Linked DNA regions of Homo sapiens: regions 1 and 3 are each linked to region 2. Evidence: chromatin loops called from intact Hi-C (ENCODE). Cell type or tissue: A673. All regions are shown on one strand. Each heading gives the region's core, and the rest is flanking DNA. Links, peaks and the distances in the headings are about the cores only. Region 1 overlaps LRRK2 (leucine rich repeat kinase 2). Region 2 overlaps SLC2A13 (solute carrier family 2 member 13). Region 3 overlaps SLC2A13 (solute carrier family 2 member 13).

The links. Peaks named below come from ENCODE experiments on the same cell type or tissue, not always from the same donor. Only the 100,000 strongest peaks of a DNase experiment are listed, where the experiment ranks them.
Region 1: it touches region 2 in a loop (5-fold over the local background); 9 of 110 quality-filtered maps call a loop at or near these places.
Region 3: a loop joins it to region 2, with 8 times the contacts of the local background. A loop is called at or near these places in 74 of 110 quality-filtered maps.

Annotation. Positions count from the first base shown.
Region 1 is chr12:40,309,184-40,317,386 of GRCh38, forward strand. It overlaps LRRK2 (leucine rich repeat kinase 2), which reads left to right. Exons shown (of 51, transcript NM_198578.4): 30 at 1-50; 31 at 1,248-1,466; 32 at 4,789-4,990; 33 at 6,029-6,117. Among named protein-coding and RNA genes, the nearest start is that of MUC19, 80 kb to the right of the region's middle. In A673, for the core only: a CTCF peak has its summit at 4,005 (motif pointing left); no DNase peak of the experiment used is centred there; H3K27ac peaks cover 496 bases.
Region 2 is chr12:39,761,076-39,769,278 of GRCh38, forward strand. It overlaps SLC2A13 (solute carrier family 2 member 13), which reads right to left. Exons shown (of 10, transcript NM_052885.4): 8 at 3,662-3,783; 9 at 3,385-3,537. It also overlaps a transcript of REDIC1 not described here. Among named protein-coding and RNA genes, the nearest start is that of REDIC1, 140 kb to the left of the region's middle. In A673, for the core only: a CTCF peak has its summit at 4,073; a DNase peak (open chromatin) is centred at 4,106.
Region 3 is chr12:39,986,384-39,994,586 of GRCh38, forward strand. All of the region lies in intron 3 of SLC2A13 (solute carrier family 2 member 13), which reads right to left. Among named protein-coding and RNA genes, the nearest start is that of SLC2A13, 120 kb to the right of the region's middle. In A673, for the core only: CTCF peaks have their summits at 4,325 (motif pointing left) and 4,524; a DNase peak (open chromatin) is centred at 4,298; H3K27ac peaks cover 1,075 bases.

The DNA of each region.
Region 1 (8,203 bases), core at 1,617-6,616, 550 kb after region 2:
AGGGACAGGCTGAAGTTGATGCCATGAAGCCTTGGCTCTTCAATATAAAGGTGATTTGTTCTGATCATTTGAAAATAGAAAATAATTCATGTGTCTGTGTGCGTGTGTGTGTGTGTGTGTAAGTTAATTTATTTTGGGCAAACAATTGCTTCAGTCTCTTTAAATACTTTCTTAAAAGAAGCACTAAAATTTTGAATTGGGAAACTTTCCGAGTAATGAAGTCATAACATGAAAATTGTATGTTCCATGTTGGTGAATGTTATTGGTAACCTGAAACTCTTTTATGCTGTAAAACTTGAAAATATATATGTTCAACTGTTTTTTAATTATATTATTTCTTAAATGAAATCTAAATTTTTCTAATTTAAAATAAGCTATATTAAAGAAAAGCAATCTATATATATATATCTCATCAACTTTGTACTCAGGGGCCATTTAGTGTGAAATTCTTCAGATTGTATCCTTTAAGTGGTCCCAGATTATTATGCTGTTACATCTGGAATCTCCCTTTTGTTGCTTTTCTATCTTTTCCTTTGTTGTCTTGTTGTCAGCTATTCCTTCAAACACTATGGCTTTTTAGAATGGAGACTAAACTGCTGCTTGCATGATGCTGCAATGAACTCTTCTGTGCATAAAGTCCTTAAAAAGCTTGTGTCAGGACATTTAACCATGTAATTGGCTGCATACATGCTTGTTTTGTAATTTGGGTATTTTTTAATGTTTCTTTTATTAACTTTTTTACAGCTAGCCAACGTGAGCAAATAGTACAGTGGCAGTCATATTTGCTTGAGTGGCTTTTATTCTTTCATTGTAGACTCCAAATTGGTTGACTTTAAAACGAATTTAGAAGATTAAATTCACAGATAAGGAAGAGAAAATATAAACTATATGACGTTAATTTGATATAATTTGTGGGTTTATGAAATGCTTATTTTATTTAGGAGTGAATAACTCATCTTAAGGCATGAAGATGGGAAAGGAAAACTATACCACTACCGTTATATATGCCACCTAAAAGGGTGAAGAATTGGGTTAAGAAAGGCCAAAAATGACTTTTTAAAATGTCGTAAGGTTACATTTTTTTCTTAGGTTTAAGGAAAAAAGGACAGTTGTTCTTTTCTTCTTCTGAAGTCTGCTAGTTTCTCTTTTCCATTCAAGTGAATGTCACGGAAAGCAAATATCAACAGGAATGTGAGCAGGCCCAGTTTGAAAGCAAACACAAGAGGGTTTTGTGTCTTTCCCTCCAGGCTCGCGCTTCTTCTTCCCCTGTGATTCTCGTTGGCACACATTTGGATGTTTCTGATGAGAAGCAACGCAAAGCCTGCATGAGTAAAATCACCAAGGAACTCCTGAATAAGCGAGGGTTCCCTGCCATACGAGATTACCACTTTGTGAATGCCACCGAGGAATCTGATGCTTTGGCAAAACTTCGGAAAACCATCATAAACGAGAGCCTTAATTTCAAGGTAACATGGTAGGCTGGTAGAGAAATGTAATTTATTGATTCTCAACTGCCTAGAAATGTCAGAAATTTTGAGAAGTGAGCAACTCACTTAAAATTGTGGGTTTTCTTTCCTTGTTGCTGTTAGCATTATTAAAGTCCTTTCCATTTTAAAATTATTTATGCCAGACTTCATTTCTAATTCATAGAAATGGGAACAAAAAATAATTAGAGGAACCTGAGAGAAACTAAGAGACCGTTTCTGGGATACTGAGAAAATGTTTCTGAGAGAGAATCTGAGAAAATGTTTTTGATGCCTTTTCTGATTCAACTTCTTATAGTGGTGATTCAATCACAAGGGTAAAGGTGAATACTGAGGTCTTGGGATCATCTTTCTTCTATTATTCTTTAACTGTTATTTTTCCATTTCCTCTTTTCTTTTGGAATTCCTGTTTTATGGACATCTTGATCTTTTGTGCCACTCATTCATGAATTTTGTCACTGTGATTCCCATTCCAATTTTTTTCCCTCCGTATTGTGAGGCAGCTGTTTTATTTAGTCATGAAGACCACTAACTTGGTTTTCAGCAGTGTCTCACTAATTACTTAGTTCATACAAAATGGGCTTTTTATTTTAGGAATTATGTTTTAAATGTTTAAAGTTATCTTCTCGTAAGCCAAATTTTTATAAAATGTAAATAAATCAGTTATCAGAGAGAACACTTTTTTTTTTAAATACTTGGCAGAAAAAAGAAATCTTCACTGGGTACTACAGGGAGTGTGGTGTAAACTGTACTGAAAAATACCCTTGATAGTTCCATATGACAAACATAATGATGAATTTCACTTAGTCTGTCTTGGCTTAGCTCAATAGCACTAATGATCAAGATACTGGCTGATAAATAGAGTCCTATTTGGCCTGGGCAGTCCCAGCATAATTATGTAATAGTGTCCCACTATATTCTCAAAAGCATTCCAATTTGGATGATAAATTATATAGTCACCTTGGTTATAACTCCATGCTGGCCAGTTAGCTTAGTTCTGTTCCATTTATATAGATTATGTGTGCTTCACTCCAAAACCTAATGAGCCATTTGTAAAAGTGATGGCTTTTGCGGTGCCCAGGGAGAGAATTTGTATGTTTGTATCCTTCAACACACATTTATTACAGTTATTAAAAGGTTTTATTGATGATAGATGGTAATGTCATGTAAAAATGACATATTATTTATTTGTAGACTTTCCTATTCTCTTGTTGGACATGTAATTAGAAACTAATATGACTTAAAGAAAAACAAATACACAAAATTTATTCATCCAATTAATCTCTTAATCCAGGTGTTTTTTTTTTCTGAGACTATACCCATACTTCAATAACTTTGTTGTTACTGAGAATATTTTGAGTTTCCCTTTTTGTCATTGTTGTCAGAGAATGTATCATATCTTTAAAAAGACTTGTTGGAGGATGAGTTTGTTTTGAAAAGGCCTGAATTTAGTTGATGCAAAGTCACAGATAAGATGGTTCATTAAGCTGTATTAATACTGCTTTTGTCTAATAGATATCATTACCAATAAGTCAGACTAGTTTTTCTTTTGGCACTTATAAATCACCTTTGAAGACAACTTTTTACAAGGAAATAAAACAAATGCTTTGAGAAATACCAGTATTATTGAAAGAAAAGTATATATTGCTAATGGATGCAGCATTCTGGCATAATGGTTTGAAAACTCATTTGATTGCTTTGTAGAAGAATGACTCTTTCAGATGACCCAGGGCCTGTGAGCCTGCCAGAACTTGAAAATTCTTTCTTCCCTGAGGTGCTTCAACCTGAATTCAAAGAGCAGCTTTTAATCTATTAGAGATCATTTTTTGTCCTCTCATTTATTTTTCATATTTGCCTTTGATCTTAGCTCTTCTCTAATCTTTTTCTGTCTCAACCTTATTAACAGGTGTCTGTGCAGACACTTTTAAGTTTTGTTTTTTGGCTCAGCCTGTCAGTTAACTGATAATCATGCTGAAAGGAGAAGCAGGACAAAACAGAGTTCAATGCTGACAATACTCCTTTTAATCTTGTCCAGCCCATTAGCAGAGCAGGCATCTCTGTGGGCCTTGAGACGTAGTCCCGTAAAACTCATCCCGTTTCTACTTGATTTGCTTTCTTTGAGAACTCTTGTTTATTTTTATATGGAGGTTTCCTGCCTTGGATTAAAACATAAACCTCAATCTGAAGTTCAATTTCATCTTAATTTATGAACGACTAAGAGAGGGAACATGAAAAGTGGAGGTTAGTGAAATTATCTCTAATTCTCTGGGTTAAGAGATACATGAAAACAGTCTCTTGAGTAACCATTTGCAGGTAAATATGGAAGTAATGGTTATGGTTGTCTCTTTAAGTTTTTAGTCACAAGTAGAAAAAGACCAAGTTAATTTTTTTCTGTGTGTGCTGAATTTCTATTTGTAGTAAGTGTAAGAATTTAAGCAGAAATTCTGATTCGTATTTTCAGATAAAAAGAATATGTAATTTCCATAGGTCCAGAAATAGGGAGAGTTTGCCATCTGGTGGTTCTTAACGGCACTCTGGATATTATTAAGAGTTGCATTTCTATTTAAAATTATATTTTAAAAAACGTTTGGAAGATACTTTTATTGTAGAAACTATCCTCTTAGGGCCATTCTTTAAAAAAATCTTATTTTATATATTTCTCATTTTGTTGATAGTGATTAGATTCTAAGAGCAACAGAACAATGATCATCCTCTCCTATCAGAATCACTGATGTTTAGATGATTTCTCATTTTCCCAAGTTCAAGGTTCCATGAAAAACATAGCTTGAGTGGGATTTTATGTCTCTGCGTTTCACTGTTGATATATATGTCCTCCCAATATAACATTTTACAAATAACCAAGCACAAAATTTAATATTTTACCTTGAATATTTAAAATATAATAATATCCAAAAGCTCTTGTAATTTGTACTGATATCTTATACTAGCGTGTCTGTTTCACATTAAGTTTAATGTCTTAGGATATAAAAAATCTTTTTTATGGTTAGTGATTTATCTTGTTTTTTTTTCCATGGAATTTCTGGATAGCGAGATAAATATTTCCATACTATTTTATTTGATATTTCCAAATTTGCCTCTGAATCAACAATTTTCCTATTTTAATTTCATTGTACTTGTTCCTTACAACCTAAATAGCTTTTTATTATATTTTGATTTTATTTAAAAATGTACTTCTGAATAATATATCTGTTTCTGTAAAAACTGTTAGCACTGAATTTGCCAACCATTTGACAAATACACAAATAAAATAGATTTTTACGGCTTGTCATTTGTAATTTCATAGATCCGAGATCAGCTTGTTGTTGGACAGCTGATTCCAGACTGCTATGTAGAACTTGAAAAAATCATTTTATCGGAGCGTAAAAATGTGCCAATTGAATTTCCCGTAATTGACCGGAAACGATTATTACAACTAGTGAGAGAAAATCAGCTGCAGTTAGATGAAAATGAGCTTCCTCACGCAGTTCACTTTCTAAATGAATCAGGTTTGTGTTTTTCGTTCCTTATTTTCAAAGCTCAGCTGTAGTAACTTATAAAAGTGTTTCTGAATCTTTTATAGAATTTACATTCAAAGTTGAGAGAATATCCATACGGTTCTTTAATAGGCCACTGATTTTTTTCTTTTTGGAAGATCATCATGTGTGTTCATGACAAATCATGTATCATGTCATAAGAAAACAAATTTAGAAATCACCTAGGAGTAAAGCAGTGGAAAGAGTCCCTGAGTGGGAGTTAAAATATTTGGGTTCTAGAACTTGTCTTTACTATTCAGGAGCTGTGGAACCCTGAATAGTCAAATGACATTCATAATGTCAAATGAGTTTAGTGCATGTGAAAGTTATTTTTATATTGCAAAGGGGAATTATTGTTGGCATGGTCTAACTGGGACGCTTGGAGAGTCAATGGCTCCCTGAGATGATGCAGCTTCTGAGTGGAAGATCTAGCTCTCTTGCATCAAATATTGATCTCAAAGATGAAAATTCTCAAAGCAACTTCAGTGCTAATTGTGTACTTGATCATATTACCTTGCTAGAAATGTGTGAGTTGTTTGATAGTACTAGAGTAAGTGACTGGGAAGCTGCTTTTGATCCCTAGATTCTGTTGTATAAAAAATAGCTTCCCGTGGTTTATGATCTGTTCCTTTTCCCCATCGTTCTTAAGGTATGCTGAGATATGCTGTGTTTCTTATCTGTATTTGAAAATAAAACATGTCTTTGTAGTGTGTATTCAGCAAGCGAAACAGAAAATTATGAATTTCTACTTATGTGTGAAATATGCTCTGTAATGCATGTCAGTGTCTCAAATATGCTTAAATATGATCATTTTATGTAGTTTAAAAATACTCCATTATAATATTGGAACTTTAGACCATAGGATGCACAGCTTCTAGTCCCAGCTCTGTCACTAGCTATGCTGAAATTTCTTCACCTGCAAAATGAGGAAGTTGGACTAGATTTTTTCTAAAGCCCCTTGATATTTGTTCTAGATTCCATGTTTCACTGTTTGATGACTTTTTACTACAGGAGTCCTTCTTCATTTTCAAGACCCAGCACTGCAGTTAAGTGACTTGTACTTTGTGGAACCCAAGTGGCTTTGTAAAATCATGGCACAGGTTGGTGTCTTTTATTTTTGTGGCACGGGGGTTATGGTCAAAGCATAGAACAGATGGCGCCCAGAGCATTGAGCATTTTAGAATTTGGGTTTAGTTAAGGCAGAAACTTTTGTGAATTTGGAAAACTGTGGAACATTTCACATAGAAGACTACTTGAAGAGCTTCATGGAAGAAGGAAAGATGTCTTGAGTTCACTTCCATGACTTGGTTTTCAAGCCACATACAGATGTTTGTATCACTCTGCCCCATGCTGCTTTACTAGATCCTGATGATGTCATTGGTTTGGTTACTGAATTAGTCAATTGAATGATGGCTTTGTGGAAATCCTTGGGGTAAACACATATAAGAAAATTAGGTTGCTGAGCCTGTGAAACCTCTATCTAGATAACATGGAGGTGAGTTTTGACTTAAGTGAAATGATCTGAGCTTTAAATGCTTACGATTTTGAAAACTTTGGATGGCCTTGGTTATAGCTATTTTTTTCTTATATTTCACATGGAAAATGATTTTTTTCTCCAAATGATAATCCATTACCAATGAGTTTAATTAGTTATAATAATCCATCTCTGTAGCTTTGACATAAAAGACCATTTGAGCAAAACATACTACCTCAGGGCTTTTCAACCCCAGCATGATGACATTTTGGGCCAGATAATTCTTTGTTGCACATTGTAGGATGTTAGCAGCATTTTTGGCCTTTATATTCGAGACGTAAGTAGTATCCTCTAGCTGTGACAAGCAAAAATGTATCCAGACATTGCTAAATATTGCTTGGAGAATGTGAAAAATTACCCTAGTTGAGAAACATTAAGCTACTGATTTGTTGATGAGTAAAATTTATAGTTTTGCATGTGGCTGCCCGAGTTCCTAAAATTATTATATATTTTTATGTTAGAAATATCTCTTCCAATTAAACCATAAAGGTAATTAAATTCACTCAGGCAGCCTTGAATAATTGTTCCTAAATTCCATCTAAGGAAAAAAAGGAAGCTATTGTGAAGAGAGAACTCAGTTGAGGCTAAATCCTGTACCATGGAACTCAAGAGCATATTGAAACATTGCAATCAGCAATTATTTGCAGTGTGTCAGTTATTACTATTTTGGTAGGTATTTTTAAATTAGATTTTCAGCCTTCTGCACATATGTCATGGATAATGTGATTTTACTCAATTATTAAATGATAATGGAGACAGTAGTGTGACCCAGAGCACTTACTTGAGCATCAGCTTGACCTACGTTTCAGTCTCTTTAATTACTTATTAGCTCTGTGAAATTTCTTAATGCATTAAGCCTTTGTTTACTTACTTTTTAAATAAGGAAAATAACAATTATCTTCTATATTGCCTCCCTGGTTCAGTGTAAGTGAGGGGTAAATGTTAGCTAATTTTATATTGGATCTATTTGGCAATTTAAAGAATGTTAATCAGGAAATTTTAAAAAATTCAGAACTATAAAGAGGTACTTACGTAGTTTTGGAAAGTGTGTCATGTATGGGGACAAATAAAAAAGATGTGTAGGTAGCTGCATCCTGTACAGCAAAGGAAGTTTTAAATATATCCAGCAATTTTGTTGTCCTAGCTGGCGCACAATAGTTATCAGGAGGTAACTCAACTCCACATAGTCAAGGAAAAGCTAAAGTTGCTCTCTAAAGTGGTGTGTTTCCATGTCACTATGGAACACTTGAAGTTGCACACATGTGAACATTAGGATGGGTATATCTTATACAGTAGAATAAGGAAGAGGTTTGCATCAGAACTCCCCTTTTAAAAAAATGCAGATTTTCACTATGACTGCAATAAAATTCCTGAAGATTCTGTGGAGTAATTAAGTTGAAACTCCATGAAAGTTCTTCTCATTAGCATAGTTATAAATATGATAATTTAAGTAAAAATTAAGTTAATTTGAGCCACTCAAAGTTACTTTTAAAGACAGATTTAAAATGTCAATAAAATGATAATTTAAATTTCCGATTAACCTAAAAAAGAAGTGCCATCATTTTTATTTATGCCAATAAATTGAAATATAATGTCATTTTATCACTAAGGTTTAAAGGAAATGAAATCTCTAAATAATCAAGTGAAACCAA
Region 2 (8,203 bases), core at 1,229-6,228:
TCCAGACCATCATGTGTATGAGATGGGGGAAGTAAGATGAAAAACTAATGTGACAATTGGCTGGAGAAAGGATATCAGACTGGGAGTGGGAAGAACTGAGTTTAAGTGTTGGCCATGTGACTTCTGGATAGTCATTTAACCTCTTCTCTGGGCCTCTGTTGCCTCATTAAGTAAAATAAGGGGGCTTCTCAGCTCCTACTTAAGTGTTGGCAGTTTATGATTCTGTAAATCTTACAGCCAAAATCAGGGGCATGTATAGGAGATATAGTTAAGAGATGGTTGAGAGAGAGACTTGATCTGTGTAATGGGGAAAATAATTCTAGCTTTGCCCAACTGTAAAGAATAGAAATAATGTATGTTATCATGCCCATTAGAATTCTGAATATCAGTTGCTCAAAAAAGTGATGCCCAGATTGTTAAATTCTACTAAATGACCAGGAAAGGAAGAGTTGCTATTAAGATACAGAATAAGATTAGTGTGACTAATTAATTGGGATGTTTTTACAAAAAGGGTGATACTGATAAGCTAGCTCTTGGAGAATGGGGGAATTTTGACAAAAAAAAAATGAAAGGAGATGAAGTCCTGTGTTCTGAGTACAGATATGCAAGACTGTGGAGGTAGGAAGAGAAATGGAATCTTTAGCAGGGAGGGACAAAGACGGGATAGTAATTATGATGAAGATAAAGAAAAAATAAGTACAGATGGTAAAACATTTTAGATTAAACTAGGCTTCTAAACTACAAAATCTGTAACAGCAAACCCAGTTTGACTTTTAAATATAATAGTATATTTTATCTTCATCATTATCTTTCACAATTTGGGAACAGTAGCATAATTAGAAGTAACAAATCAAATCTGTCAGCGCTAAACTCACTCCTATAGTTAAAAAACATTTGTTGGGTTAGGAAGATTCCTGAAGTTGATTACAGATTCTTTCTTGTGACCTGGATTCCCAAAGCTGAATAATATCAAGGAATTGCTATTAAAATACAAGACCGTTTTACAAAATCTGAGGAATCCAAAGCACGCAAATGCCAAAACTGCCTACTCAGTGTGGGTTCCAATGGTTAGACCTGTGGCTAAGTCGTGGAGGAGTGTGGGCAGACCTGGGAGGCTGTGACCTGGTCCATGTCATGGTCAAATCAGTCACTATCTCAGTTTCTCATTTATTCCTCCCTTGGAGTGAAAATGGCAAGAAAAAATGTCTGTAACGAGTCCATCAGGACTATTGAACAGTTAGATATTCCTCACCTTTATTCTTCTAAGGATTTAAATCTTATTAGAGCCCTACATTAAGTTCCAGATTAAAACAACTATTTAATTGAATTACACAAATTGACTACCTCAAGAGAGAAGCTTTGACATAATGCCCCCCAAGGGATCTCTTTAGCCACATGTGCTGTATATAAAATGGCATATTGGTGATATAGCAATGATACTTTTTAGTAATAAACATTATTGAATGGGGGCACAAGGCAGACCTGTGTAAGCAATATGGTTGAGGAAGGAATCAAATTTTGAGATCTTATGAAACAATAAAAAAGGAGGCAACAAAGAAGACATAACTATTTCCAGAGGAATACACGATTAGGATGTATATTTATTAAATGAGGAATATAAATGCATAGCTTACATAAACCAGTAACATGTGGATTAAAATGAGACACAAAAAGGGAGAAAAACTAGCCTGAATGAACTATTTTTCTACTACTAGAGAGTAGTAGACCAAATGGACCAGTGCTCTGACATGAGAGAAGCTTAATGCAAAGCAACACACTTTTAACTGTTTATTTTTGAAAGAATTCTGCTTATGCCCTATTTAAATTTCATTACTGTTGCCTCATTTTTCTCTGGTTTTCTGGCAGGATAAATTCAAGAAAGAGGAGCTTTGCTGTCAAAAGTATAATCATGTAAACTTTTATTATTTGGTCTATGCCTTTCTATGAAAAATGCTTTCTCAGGATGCGAGCATATACTTAGGTCTTCAAATATTTAAGTGTTCTCTAGAATCAGTAAATACGAGGAAATATTTATTGTGCTCGTATTTATTATGTCATGAAGATAAGTTTATGAATTTATCGAAAAATTTTAATTGCCAAATGGGATCCAGCTGAATATACTAAATATATATCCAGTTTAAAATGCCAGTGCATTTCCTTTCCAAGAAAATAAATATTTCAAATGTCTTAAGTGGTGATTAGGAGAGAGAAGAGTTTTATGAAGATAATAAAAGCATTAGATAAATACCATTAACTAAAAGCAAATACCAGTTCAGCATGGTCAGAAGAGATGGGGAATAGATTTTTATAATGTTTCATCATATTCACCATTCATCTGCAAAATTTATCCATGTATTTATTCATTTGACAAACACTTTTTGGTGCTTATCAGGTGAACAGGATGCCTTGGCAGGAACTGGGAATGTAACAATGAACAAGGCACAGTCCTGGCCCTCCAGGGATTTATAGTCTACTAGAGAGAGCTAAGGGCAGACAAACCTGTTCTTGCAAAGAGAAATGATAAGTGGCCAGAGCACAGAGTAAAGAGATTGCGGGGAGATGAGAGAAGCTCTTCTGGGAGAATGGTCTAAGCAGCAGGCATTCCGTCTCTACCACATGGACTTATGAGGATATTAGAATGAAACCTCATACTTCATCATGAATAATCCTATTGCAACCTATAAAGTCATGTGAACAATGCAGAAATCTTTTTTCTAAAAAGCAAAGTCTTTTCCTGACTCAGCCACTAAGCACTATTGTTTTTCATTTTGAATTATGGCCTCCATACATTTGCATTTGAATACTTCCGTCATGTTTACACTTTTGCAAGTGGTAAGTACTGGTCTCAGAGGACACTGAAATGCACAAGCACTGGCCTGAGCAGCACAGGTGATACAGTGGAAGGTATGGCCACAGCACAGCATACTGTTAAGCATTTGAGGAAGCTACTTTCAGCCCTACGCAGATTCTGCTCTTGGACTGGACGCTATGCCTGTCACAGGACATCTCATTGGCCCTAGACTCCCTGCCTACATCTTTTTACCATTTTCTGTTTTTTTTTTTTGTTTGTTTCTGTGAAACTAAAAGCTATGGTGTAAAGACTTCCACCTGGGGAGATAGCTGGGAGATGTCTGAGTTGGGAGAGGGGTTGGGTGACAGCCCTAAGCACTGTGGAACAAGAAGCAGTGCTGTTTAGGATAGGAGAATCCCTCTCTTCTTTCCCAGACACATTTCCGATGCCTTTGGAGGACAAGAAAGCCACATGGAGATACTTATAACAGCAAAATATAACCACATAGTCTCAATCACAAATGATATTATAGTGTATCTAAAAATAGTGATAAAAATAAAAACAAAACTATGTTAGAAAAAATATTATCTTACCATAGTATGTAAGATACTCTGCTGTGTGTAAAAATGTTAGTGAAACCAGGACATTGAAAATCCAGTTTATTCCAGATGAACATGCATTTCCTGTACTTCTTGCCCAAAGGGGATATATTTCAGAATTCACAGTCCAAGGCATTGGTCCCATTCCTGAGAAATAAAACATTAAAAACTTTAGTAAAATAGCATGTAAGAAATTTGAAAAATTATAGTTTATCTACTCCAAAAAGAGGCAATTCAATTAATGCAACAGTATAACAAAGTCTTTGTTTACCAGGTGCAAAGAAGACAAGATATAAAATAAGGCCCAGAAGTGCAGTCCAGGAGTATGGAGTAGGGCAGAAATTGTAAGCCCAAAATATATCTTCTGTTTTGAACTTGGTTTCATTTTCACACCTGAAAAATAATGCAATATAAGTATTAACTTAATGTTTTTGACTACAGTTGCAGAAATTCAATATGATCATATTTATGTATTTGGAAATTCCTTAATGTCTTAAGAGTCCAAAATGTTTTTCTTAAAAAATAAGAACTAAATATACAGTATTAGATATGCGAGCTTGTATAGCAATTTTACAGCCAAGTATAATTCAAGAGCAAAACAAAGACACCGTGTTTTATAACCATTTCACATAAATTAGACATGATTTCTAATTAGTCCCTGGAAGCTGCAGTAACACTTCAGTACCACTGAGAGTCAGTATGTGGCAGTGAAAAGACCATGGCATTTGCAATCATGACAAGATTCAAATTTCAGAGCCAGATACTTTTCATCTGATAAAATGGGGATAATACTTTGTAGACTATTTTAAGGATTAGAAGAGTAACCTGTAAAGGGTGATGGGGTGGATGAGGGAAACAAATGATTCTATCTGATTCCAAATAGCCCTCTCCCTTTCTGCTCCGTGTCCTTGCTTCTCTACCAGTCACTCCCTGATGACCTTGCCTTCTTAATCCATAGTAAAGCAAAGGGTCCTACAGTTTAGATCCATTCTGAAGTTGAACTTCCAGTTCTTTACCTTAATTGCCCCTGAAGATATTACCAGACTCAAAAACATTCCTATCCCCTATTGTCAATTTAGAGTATTGTTCTGTCTCCTTCAACCTCTATCTTTGAACCTTGTCATCCAAGCCCTATTGTTACCATATTTATGAACTCATCATAACATTCCACCTGTCTTGATGATTTGGGTGCCTGCTCAGTCTACCTCCTCTCATCCCCTGCCACATTCATTTATTTTTAATTCATTGGCCTCATTTAAAAAAATTATTTTATTTAAGTTCCAGGACACATGCACAGGATGTGCAGGTTTGTTACATAGGTAAATGCGTGCTGTAGTGGTTTGCTGTGCCTATCAACCCATCACCTAGGTATTAAGCCCCATGTGCATTAGCTATTTATCCTGATGCTCTCCCTCCTCCCAGCCCCCACAGGCCCTAGTGTGCATTGTTTCCTTCTCTGTGTCCATGTGTTCTCATTGTTCAGCTCCCAATTATATGTGAAAACACGCAGTGTGTGGTTTTCTGTGCTCCGTATAATGCATTGGCCTCATAGTTCCTTATTTAATCTCCAACACTACAGAGACAGCACTTTATAGTTTCCTTGATTTGGAACTATTTTACTTCAGACTTTGAGCCTTCCTTTTCTGATCACAACCACCACTTTGTTTATCTCCTCATTTCTGATCATCTGTGCTACACCCAGATCTGCCTTTGGATTATCCTTTCAGTATTCGTTTACCTCACTGCTCAGCTTAGACCACGCCAATACAGGCATAGCTTGGAGATATTGCGAGGTCAGTTCCAGACCACTGCAATAAAGTGGGTCACACGGATTTTTTGGTTTCCCACTACATATAAAAGTTATGTTCCCATGAAAGTGCAGTCTATTAAGTGTTCAATAACATTGTCTAAAAATGTACAAACCTTAATTTTAAAATATTTTGATAAAAAATGCTAACGATCATCTGCACCTTTCACAAGTCATCATCTTTTTGGTGGAGGGTCTTGCCTCAATGTTGAGGGCTGCTGACTGATTAGGGTAGTAGTTGCTGAAGGCTGGGGTGGCTGTGGCAATTTCTCAAAATAAGACAACTGGGAAGTTTGCAAAATTGACTGACTTTTCCCTTCACTAAATATTTCTCTGTAGCATGCATTTTACCCAGATAACTTCTTTCAAAATTGGAGTCAATCCTCTCAAACTCTGCTACTGCTTTGTCAACTAAGTTCGTGTGATACTGTAAATCCTTTGATATCATTTCAACAATGTTCATAGCACTTTCACCAGGAGTAGATTCCATCTCAGAAACTACTTTCTTTGTTCCTCCTTAAGAAACAACTCCTTATCCGTTCAAGTTTTATCATGAGATTGCAGCAATTCAGTCACATCTTTAGGCTTCGCTTCTACAATAGTTCTCTTGCTGTTTTCCACTATATCTGAAGTTACTTTCTCCCCTAAAGTCTTCAGCCCTTTAAAGTCATCCATAAAGGTTGGAACAACTTCTTGCAAACTTCCAAACTGTTCATTTGGTATTTTGACCTCCTCCCATGAATCACGAATGTTTTTAATAGCATCCAGAATAGTGAATCCTTTCCAGAAGATTTTCACTTTACTTGGCCCAGATCCATCTGAGAAATCACTATCTATGGCAGCTATGGCCTTATGAAATGCATTTTTTAAATAATAAGACTTGAAAGTTGAAGTGACTCCTTGATCCATGGGCTGCAGAATGGATGCTGTGTTAGCAGGTATGAAAACAACATTCATCTTGTACATCTCCATCAGAGCCCTTGAGTGACCAGTGTCATTGTCAATCAGCAGTAATATTTTGAAAGGAATCTTTTTTTTCTTTTCCTGAGCAGTAGGTCTCCATAGTGGCTTAAAATATTCTCCAAACTATGCTGTAAATATAAGTGCTGTCGTCCAGGTTTTTTTGTTTCGTTTTAGAGCACAGGCTGAATAGATTTAGCCCTTCTTAAGGGCTCTAGGATTTTTGGAGCGGCAAATGAGCATTGGCTTCAACTTAAAAGTCACCAGCTGCATTATCTCCTAACAAGAGACCCAGCCTGTCCTTTGAAGCTAGACATTGACTTCTCCTCTCTAGCTATGAGAGTCCTGGATGGTATCTTCTTCCAACAGAAGGCAGTTTCATCTACATTGAAAAATCTGTTGTTTAGTATAGCCACCTGATATGGTTTAGCTGTGTCTTCACCCAAATCTCATTTTGAATTGTAGTTCCCATAGTCTCCACGTTGTGGGAGAAACCCAGTGGGAGGTAATTGAATCACGGGGGTGGTTACCCTCATGCTGTTCTCATGATTGTGAGTGAGTTCTCATGAGATCTGAAGGTTTTATAATGGGCTTTTCCCCTTTTTACTTGGCACTTCTCCTTCCTGTCGCCATGTGAAGAGGACATGTTTGCTTCCCCTTCCTCCATGATTGTAAGTTTTCTGAGGCTTCCCCAGCCCTGCAGAACTGTGAGTCAATTAAATCTCTTTCCTTTATAAACTACCCAGTCTCAGGCAGTTATTTATAGCAGTGTGAGACCAGACTAATACATCACCTTTATTAGTTATCTTAGGTAGATGTTCTGGATAACTTGACGCAGCTTCTCCATCAGCACTTGCTGCCTCACCTTGCAACAAGGTGTGAAGTGAAAACAGCTTCTTTCCTTAAACCTCATGAACCAACCTCTGCTAGCCTCAAACTTTTCTTCTACAGCTTCCTCACCTCTCTCAGCCTTCATAGAATTAAATGGAATTAGAGACTTATTCTGGATTAGGCTTGTGCTTAAGGGAATGTTGTGGCTGGTTTGATCGTCTATCCAGACCACTCAAACTTTCTTCATATCGGCAATAAGGCTGTTTCACTTTCTTATCATTTGTGTGTTCACTGGAGTGGCACTTTTAATATCCTTTAAGAATTTTCTTTTGTAGTCACAATTTGGCTATTTGGTGCAAGAGGCCTAGCTTTCAGCCTATCTCAGCTTTCAATATGCCTTCCTCATTAAGCTCAATTATTTCTAGCTTTTGATTTAAAGTGAGAGTCGTGCTACTATTCCTATCACTTGAACATTTAGAGGCCATTGTAGAGTTATTAACTGTAGTGTCTTAGGGAATAGAGAGGCTCCAGGAGAGGGAGACAAAGAAGGAAACAGCTGGTTGGTGGAGTGGTCAGAACACACACAACATTTATAATTAAGTTTGACGTCTTATACGGGTGCAGTTTGTGATGCCCGACAACAATTACAATAGTAACATTAAAGATCACTGATCATCATAGCAGATATGATAATGAAAAAGTCTGAAATAATGTGAGAATTACCAAAATGTGACATAAAGACACTAAATGAGCACATACTATTGGAAATATGGTGACAATAGACTGGCTTGATGCAGGGCTGCCAGAAACCTTCGGTTTGTAAAACAAAATGCAATGTCTGTGAAGTGCAATGATGGCAAACACAATAAAATGAAGTATATACTGTCTTCACTAGCCTCTAGAATCCATTCTTCCTCTATTTTTGTCTGCCATTTTTCACCATTTGAGTTCCCAACCCGGTGTGGCTTATTAACTTCTTTCAACAACCACTTCTCAGAAACTGAGCAGTGTTATGAAACCATGCTGTTGGGCTGTATTAAAAGTTCATGCCATTTTATCTCAGTTGGTTCCCTAATGATGCTTATTTTATCCTTTATTGTCTTCTCTACTGAATTATCTGCTTATCTAAGAGTAGACATTCCATAAACTTTTGTCAACTATTGCCTCAATTAATTAAAATATTTCTTACTATCTTGTAATCCTGAAATCTTTCCT
Region 3 (8,203 bases), core at 1,411-6,410, 230 kb after region 2:
TCTGAGCTCTCAATCTATGAGGTGCTTCGTGATATGAACTAGTGCATGGTTTCTCAAACTATGGAGGAAGGACCAATGTTTTTTAAGTTCAATCTGTTGCAGATTGATACTTTTGTTAAATACAACGAAATGAATTACTGAAAAAAAATGAAAAAAGGCACACAAAATACAATTTTGAAAACTAAATTCAATAGACATAAAATTACGGTGACTGATTGCTATAAAACTTTCTATATGCCTACTCTCTTTTTCTGTATTTAACCTGTATTTAAGCAGACCAAAAAAAAAAAGATTTTTTAAATGTATCTTAGCAGACAAAAAAAAAAAGAGGGAGGGTGTTTATGGACAGAAATCAGTCTGTAGACCACACTGATCAAACCGACCAATTTCAAAGAGAACAAATCTCAGGCATATCTATGGTGCTTGCCAACAGTCTGAGTTGGCATGAAGTTTATTTCCTCGAAGGCAACAAGCCTGGTCTTGGTTAAAGCTGCCATTTGTGCCTAGATTATGACTGTGTACTGAGTTGAGCCATCAAAAGGCATGTTATTTCCTAGAGACACAAGGATATCAGCAATTGAGGGCAAGATTTAAATACCTAGAGATAATAAAAATCTTAAGCTTTGATCATAAACTATAAATTTAACAACCTGGTTTCCCCTTTGGCTGCCTTTAAGCTATAACCTTTTAGTTTTAAGAAAAATGGCTTTCCCTGGACAAAGCCTAAGTTAATCATAGCTCCAGTCAATCATATCCAAAGAAAACAAACCTATAGCTTCACATCATGGCAAGATTGCCATGAATGAAATATTAAAATGTCAAACAAGATGTGGTCTCTGCCCCCAAGGATTTTAATGTAGACAGACAAATATGTCAACAAACAATGACAAAATAATGAGGTAAGTGCTGCAACTGACACATGTATAAAAATCATGATACATCTATACACTGCTGATTCCCAAATTCATATCTCCAAATTTGCCCTGTCTCTTGAACCGAAAACTTGCTCACCAACTGTCTACTCAATTTCTTCAGCTGGATGTCTAAAAGACATCTCAAATGAAATGTGTCAAAAGCAAACTCCTGACTCCCTTCCCCAAAATAATAACAATAACCTGTTTCTCTCACAGTCCTTCTCAATTAATAGCTACTGCATCCTTTGAGATATTCAAACAGCTATGAATTTAGTAATCAACAGCATGTAGAAGGTACCTGAGACCATGATCTTTATACATTTATACACTGTTTTTTCTTAAAACCAAAAGGTTACTTGAAAAGCTGCCAAAGGTCAAATTTATTTTTTTTCACTTTTTGATAAATTACAAATATATTTTCTTGTAATAAAGCATCATCGGATTCCTGGGATTATCCTTTATTACTACAGTTTAATCTTTTTAATATAATGCTGTCATATACTTGTGAGTGCTTATTTTGTATTATTATTCTATCAAAATAATTTTGAGGCTTTTTCTAAAAATAACTTTTGAAATATTTTTCTTACTGTAAAAGTACTGTTTAATATAGTAAAACATTAAAATAAAGGCACACAAGAAAAAGAGTGAAATCCCCCACTGACCCTCCAATTCTACCCGTGAAAATCATCACTATTAATTCTTTGCCTTGGTCTGAACTTAGTAAATCCCCTATTGATAAATGTTTAGATGGTTTCCAGTTTTTCGCGACTACAAACAATATTGCAAGGAACAATCTTCTAGATGTACATATCTTTGCATATATGTAGGGACAGTTTTTTTTAAATAGATTCCCAGATGCAAAAATGCTGGGCCGAAAGTTTTGTAAATGTCTTATTTTTAACAGTGCTAAATTGCCACTTTAAAATGTTGTACCAATATAAGCTGCCACCAAGTAATAATGTGTAAAAGAGTAATCATTTTTTCATACTTTGGCACATTGGTATTATCAATATTCTAATCATCAACAACATAATTGTTGAAAAAAATTATTGCATTGTTTTAATTTATATTACTTTAACTGGTGGAAAATAAAGATCTTTTCATATATCTATTAGTCAGATATGTTACTTATTGTGTGAGTTATCTTTCATGAAACTTGCCTGTTTTTATATTTAAAAAAAGAGGAAGGAAGGAAGGAGAAAAAGAAAGAAAGAATGAACGAAAGAAAGAAAGAAGAAAGAAAAAAGAAAACAAAGGAAAGAAAGAAAGAGAAAAAGAATGAATGAAAAAAAGAGGAAGAAGAAGAAGACTAGGAGGAGGAGGGGAAGGAGGAGGAGGGGGAGGAGAGGGAGAAAAGGAAGGAGGGAGGGAGGGAGGGAAGAAGGGAGGGAGGGAGGAAGGAAGGAAGGAAGGAAGGAAGGAAGGAAGGAAGGGGGGGAGGAAAATGCTGCTAAAGAGGAAACCAAGTTGTTAAATTCATAGCTTATGACCAAAGCTTAAGATTTTTATCATATATAAGTCAAAAACCTTTGAGTCATCTTTCATTCCTCTTCTTCTAATATCCCCATCCAATGCATCAGTAAATATTGTTAACTCTATACGTCGCCTCCTCTCACAACCCCCATAGCAATCACCTAGGCCTAGGCCACCAGCATCTCTTTCCCAAATTATTCCAACAGCCTCCAATTTAAGGGGCCAGATTCCACCATTGTCTCACTCCATGTACTCTGAGCGCAGGAGCCAGATGAGCCTTTGTAAACCTAAGTCTGCTGTGTCAGTCCTCTACTCATAACCCTTCAGTGGCTTCCCTTCTCATTCTTGAATAAAAGCCTAAATCCTCACAGTCCCTACATAATCTGGTCTTCTGCCCTTACCCCCTGAAACTCTCCATGCCAATTCTGCTTTACCCACACAGACTCAGATAGCCACATGGCTCACTCTCCTCACGTATTTTAGTCTTTTGAATACATGCCACCTCTCTGACTTTCCTGGACCAACCTATAAAAAGGTGCAACCCTCTTGCCTCAATATCCTCAACCATCCTTTATCAATCTGCTCATTAAATTTTACCTTTTATCACCATTATCTGTTAACATTTATTACCACCTTCATATGTTTATGTGTTCCTTGGTCACCCCTCCCCACTAGAAATAAAACTTTAAGGCAGGCTTCCTTTCATTCATCACTGCCAAATCTTCAGTGCCCCCAATGGTGCCTGGCATGTAACAGGTATTCATTTTCTGAGTGAATGAATAATCAAAAATGGATGTCTTGCTCTGGCTGGGTTATGGAGAATGCCAGGGAAGAAGACACACACAACCAATGACACTGAAACTAGGTCTTAAAAGAAGATTCAGGCTTGACTGACATGGAAAGGGCTAAAAATATCATCGCCATATGCACAACTTTTTTTCCACAAAGTCTTGCATAAGAATACACTGTAGGGAAGCAGACTTTTAATGTTCTAGTTGAGAGAATCCCCAGTAAAGAAATTAATCCCCATGATCCAGAAGAGGATCAAGGTTTGGGTAAACAAAAAGAAAATTGCCACTGCTGTCAGGAAATTTTACAGATGAGAAATTACTGTAAAATACATCAAGCTCCTAAATAATGTAAATGTGTTCTTAGTGATCGGTTTATGGTTGCATCCACACTTGGGTTTTTTGGCCACAAAATCACAATTTTATTCTCCTGGAGTTTTCTCTGATAGGACTATAGCTCTAATTTTTAACAGGAAGCCAGTGAGGAGAAAATATTATTCCAAGTCTAGGACTCCTTCCTTTTATATACAGTTCTATTGTTCTATGTCTACTCTAGTAACACCTATGGCCATGTATTCTGGAGTCATAACGATCAAATATTAGTTCCTTTTATTATATAAAGTAGTCTTACACATATTTATTTACTTCTTTATTTCTCATCTTCCTCCCACTGGAAAGTGAGTTCCTTCTAACAGAGCAGGAATGTCTCTATCTCTTCACAATATCCCTGAGGACAGAAGAGGGCCAAGCACACAGAGTACTCAATAAATGCTCAATGATTGAATGAATAACATTCACATGAGAGATAAATACATATTTTACATGGGGAGTGTGGACTTTAACTTCTAACACATGTTCCAGCAGTGCATTCTCCTCTGAGTAAGAGTTCTTCTACTTAACAACATTATCAAAAGTACAAGAAGGATGTGCCCACACTTGGATTTCTGGCTGTACTGTATTCTGGGGATAGTATCTCAGCACACACCAGGGAAGCACAAAATCTGGGGAATGGGTGCTCTATTCACCCATAGTGCTGAACAGTGCTGAAGGAAACAGGGCAAAAGCAGGCAAAGGGATTTTCTTGCAACCCTGGTTCTAGGGCTACGACTAGGTGGTTGTGACACTGTGGGGGGCCTCCATTGCCCCCTAGTGGCAGCTGTGCTTGGGACACTTCAATATATTAATATCCATACTTTATGTATGCATTATATGATCACAGTTTAGAAACTTTAAGCAATGCCAACTCTCTCTACAACAAAAGCTCTAATCAGAGCTTTTCAAACCTCCAAACTCACACAAACACATACTCAAATTAGTCTCAATTGTATTCGATTCTCAAACCTAGGCTTCAAGGTTCAAGTCTCCTTTTTTCATCAACGGAGCTCTCTCTCTCCCCCTGAAGTGTGTGCCAAACACTGATTTTCCTCCTGTAAAGTGAAGGCTTGGACCAGATTAGGTCTTTCCTAAAAATCAATCTGTGAGCCTGTACTGGTCCACAGAGAAGTTTCCTCTGATTTGCAGACAGTTATCTTGTTCCTTATACAGTCTTAACTTCACGGAGTTCAACCATGAAAGACTGTGTTTTTCTCTACTTACTTCACACAGCAGTGCTTTGTAGAACTGCCCACAGTTTCTCATAGATAGCAGAGTTCTCAAATCCTTTTCCTCAATTTGTGTAAGTCCATTTGCTTTAAAACTTCAATCTTATATCTGGGTTAAAGCTTTTTCCTTCATCTCAAATGGGCTCCAAGTGACATCGTAGCCCTACCACATGATAGTTTTTCAGGCCACTCCAGTGCTCTGCTCCCATCATCTTCCGTGTTCACCCCACTCCCCTGCTGCCATCATGCTCCAGTGTTCCTACTTAAGTAGACACAGGAGGCAGATTAGCAAGGACGCCTCATAAGTGCATGTCTAGCTAGGCAATGGGATGTTAGCCTCTCCCAGTCAAGCAGGTCCCTCTCATGTTTACCAATGATTTTCTTGATCTGTATTGGTTGGTTTGGGATGTGAGGAAGACCCCTCTCTTCCCACATGGGTGCTCTCTTTAGAATACAGGCTACTTACCAGCCCCTTTGTCCTCTGCTGCTTTGGACCCCCACCCATCCACAGCATCAATTCAGGGCAATAAAAATATGTCCCACTCACCATCCTATTATTTTTTCTTGTGTGTCAGTATGAAGTTGCCTAATATTCTTTGTTTGAAAGTATTGTCCTTCATTTCAAGATTATATTCTACTATCTTTTTAAAAAAAAATGAAACGGTGATGGTAGTTGAGTTATTTTGTTTCTGATGTAAAATCAAAAGCTTTTATAGCTCACCCATCCTGCCCTTATAGCTCACACATCCTGATTTGGTGAGCCTGAATGTTCTGCAGGCATCCTTGTTCCTCTTCTTTGATTGCAATTATGCTTAAGATCTCAGTAAGATGCATGCTACCATTGCCCCAAAGCTGATTTACAAAGGAGAGAGAAACAGCAATTGTAGCAGGGATTACAGCTTTATCCAAAATACCACCACTGAGCTCCCCTGGTACCTGTGACCTTGCTCAGCGATGCCTGATGTAGGGGTAGAAGAGAGGAGTGAGGGAGGTGCCTTCATTTGCCCTGAATTGATATTGTGAATGGGTGGGGGTCCAAAGCAGGAGAGGACAAAGGGGCGATTAAGCAGCCTATATTCTAAAGAGAGCACACACATGAGGACCCAAGTGATTACGTTGTGCTTTCTACCCTTATTCTATTTTCATTCTGAATATTCCATGGATCACACCATTTCTCCCCTGACAGATGCTAGCATGATATGCAAACTCAATACTGGGCAAGAGAAAAACAGAATATTACTACCACAGAGGTGGCAGGGAGAAAGACAATAGCAGGTTGGCTGAATTCTACCACTCTACCTTTTACAGCTCATAGCCATTTTCTTTCACTCATTTTCATCTTTCTTTCTATTTTTCTCTTGCTCTATTTTGCCACTTTCCCCTGTCACTGTTTTCCTTCCTTTTCATCCCCTTCCTAGGGTTAATTATGGAAAATGGCCGTGACAGTTAAAAATGAAAGAGACATCACTTAAGATTCTTATAACCCAAAAAGCTCAACAAGCTTGGAGTACTCATATTTACTAACATATATGTTCTTAGTAGTAGTAGTATTAACAGGTGTATGTCATTATAGTTTACATTTGGGACCACCAAGATTAGACAGAAAGATTAAATGGCAATGAAAATATAAGGCAGAAAAGCACAAATTCATATTGTAGCTTCTATTTTCCAAATGTGTTAAAATTGACACAATCAAATTACTACCATTTTCTCACACAGAAAAACTGGGGCTGTGTCCTTGTTATTTTCCTTTCCTTAACCAAAATAAAATCTATCACTTAGCTCACAAAGCATTTTTCAATTTGCTGACTTAAATATTTAAAATTGACAGATATGAGTACAGTTACATATACATACATATACATGTAATATATTTAAAGTTTATTGCTCTCTTTTCTTTTAAGGAAAACAAAACTGAAGATGCATCTTATTTTACAATTCTAAAGTACTTATGCATTTAAGAGGAATAATATTGTAATAAAGATTTTAATTCTCAAATATAAAACGTTTTATTTCATCTCTGTATCACAGTAACCATCACATTTTTAGATATACATAAATAGCAATGACTATTCAAGAAATATTACTGATAAAAATTTCCAATAATTTGACTTTGATATTTTATCATCACTACTCAATTTTTAATGCTAATCTTTTATGGCAATCCTATTTTAGAAGCTAATAAACATAAAAGGCAAGCTTTTAGTGGAAACTATGAAGTGAAACAATGTAGTCTGGCTACCATTTCTCAGATGCTGTTTAAGAGATAGATGCAGAGCAAATCCCTGATGGCTTTACTCCTGCATCTTCCATGTGTGAGCCAGTTGCTAGGAAACGTGAAAGACAGGGATTCAGTAAAAACTGCAGAACAATGAGCTAGCTTAAGAGTTATCTGAATACTAACACATATCCTTCATAAACTGTTGTCAACATTAGAAGACTGAAGATTACATGTGATGTTTTTCCAGAGAAACTGATTTTGATGTAGTCCCATCTCTTTTGGACTGAAAAACATAATTGAGATACAAGCAAGACTTATTGCTTATTTAATAGGTCATGAGCCATTAATTGATATAAAAGTGTTATGTTCTTATGTAATGATTAGGAAAATCTTTGCATTCATCTGTAGAAAAGGGTGGAGAAAATTCAAAAGCCTACAAATATTTCCAAACAACATTGAATTTACTATTCTTTCTAAGAAAACAGACACGTATTTGTTTCTTATCTACTTAAATATCATTTAAATCTAATTGAAAAGCAAGGAGCAAAGGAAACATACACAGATTTGTTTAATAATAATAATAAAAATTCTCATCATTTAGCTTTAAGAAACAGGTTCTGGTATCCACTGAAATAAAATGTAATAACTGTAGACATCTTGCAATCTTCTTTTTCCAGTCAGAAGTTGTACCCATCCTATCAACTTACAGATGATAAAAACTAATCTCTGCCGGGCGCGGTGGCTCACGCCTGTAATCCCAGCACTTCGGGAGGCTGAGGTGGACGGATCACGAGGTCAGGAGATCGAGACCATCCTGGACAGTGAAACCCCATCTCTACTAAAAACACAAAAAATTAGCCAGGCGTGGTGGCAGGCACTGTAGTCCCAGCTACTCGGCAGGCTGAGGCAGGAGAATCGCTTGAACCCGGGAGGCGGAGCTTGCAGTGAGCCGAGATTGTGCCACTGTACCCCAGCCTGGGCAACAGAGCGAGACTCCATCTCAAAAAAAAAAAAAACAAAAAAAAACTAATCTCACACTTCAAGCTGTATTTTGATACTGCCGTACATACATATGTGTGTGCATATACATAAAAGATAGAAAAAGGGAAAAAAAAACATACCCATATCACTACCACCATAATAACCAGAAAGGCAAAGAACTCGAAACAAGGGAAGCACATTCTGTCTCACATTACAAACACACAC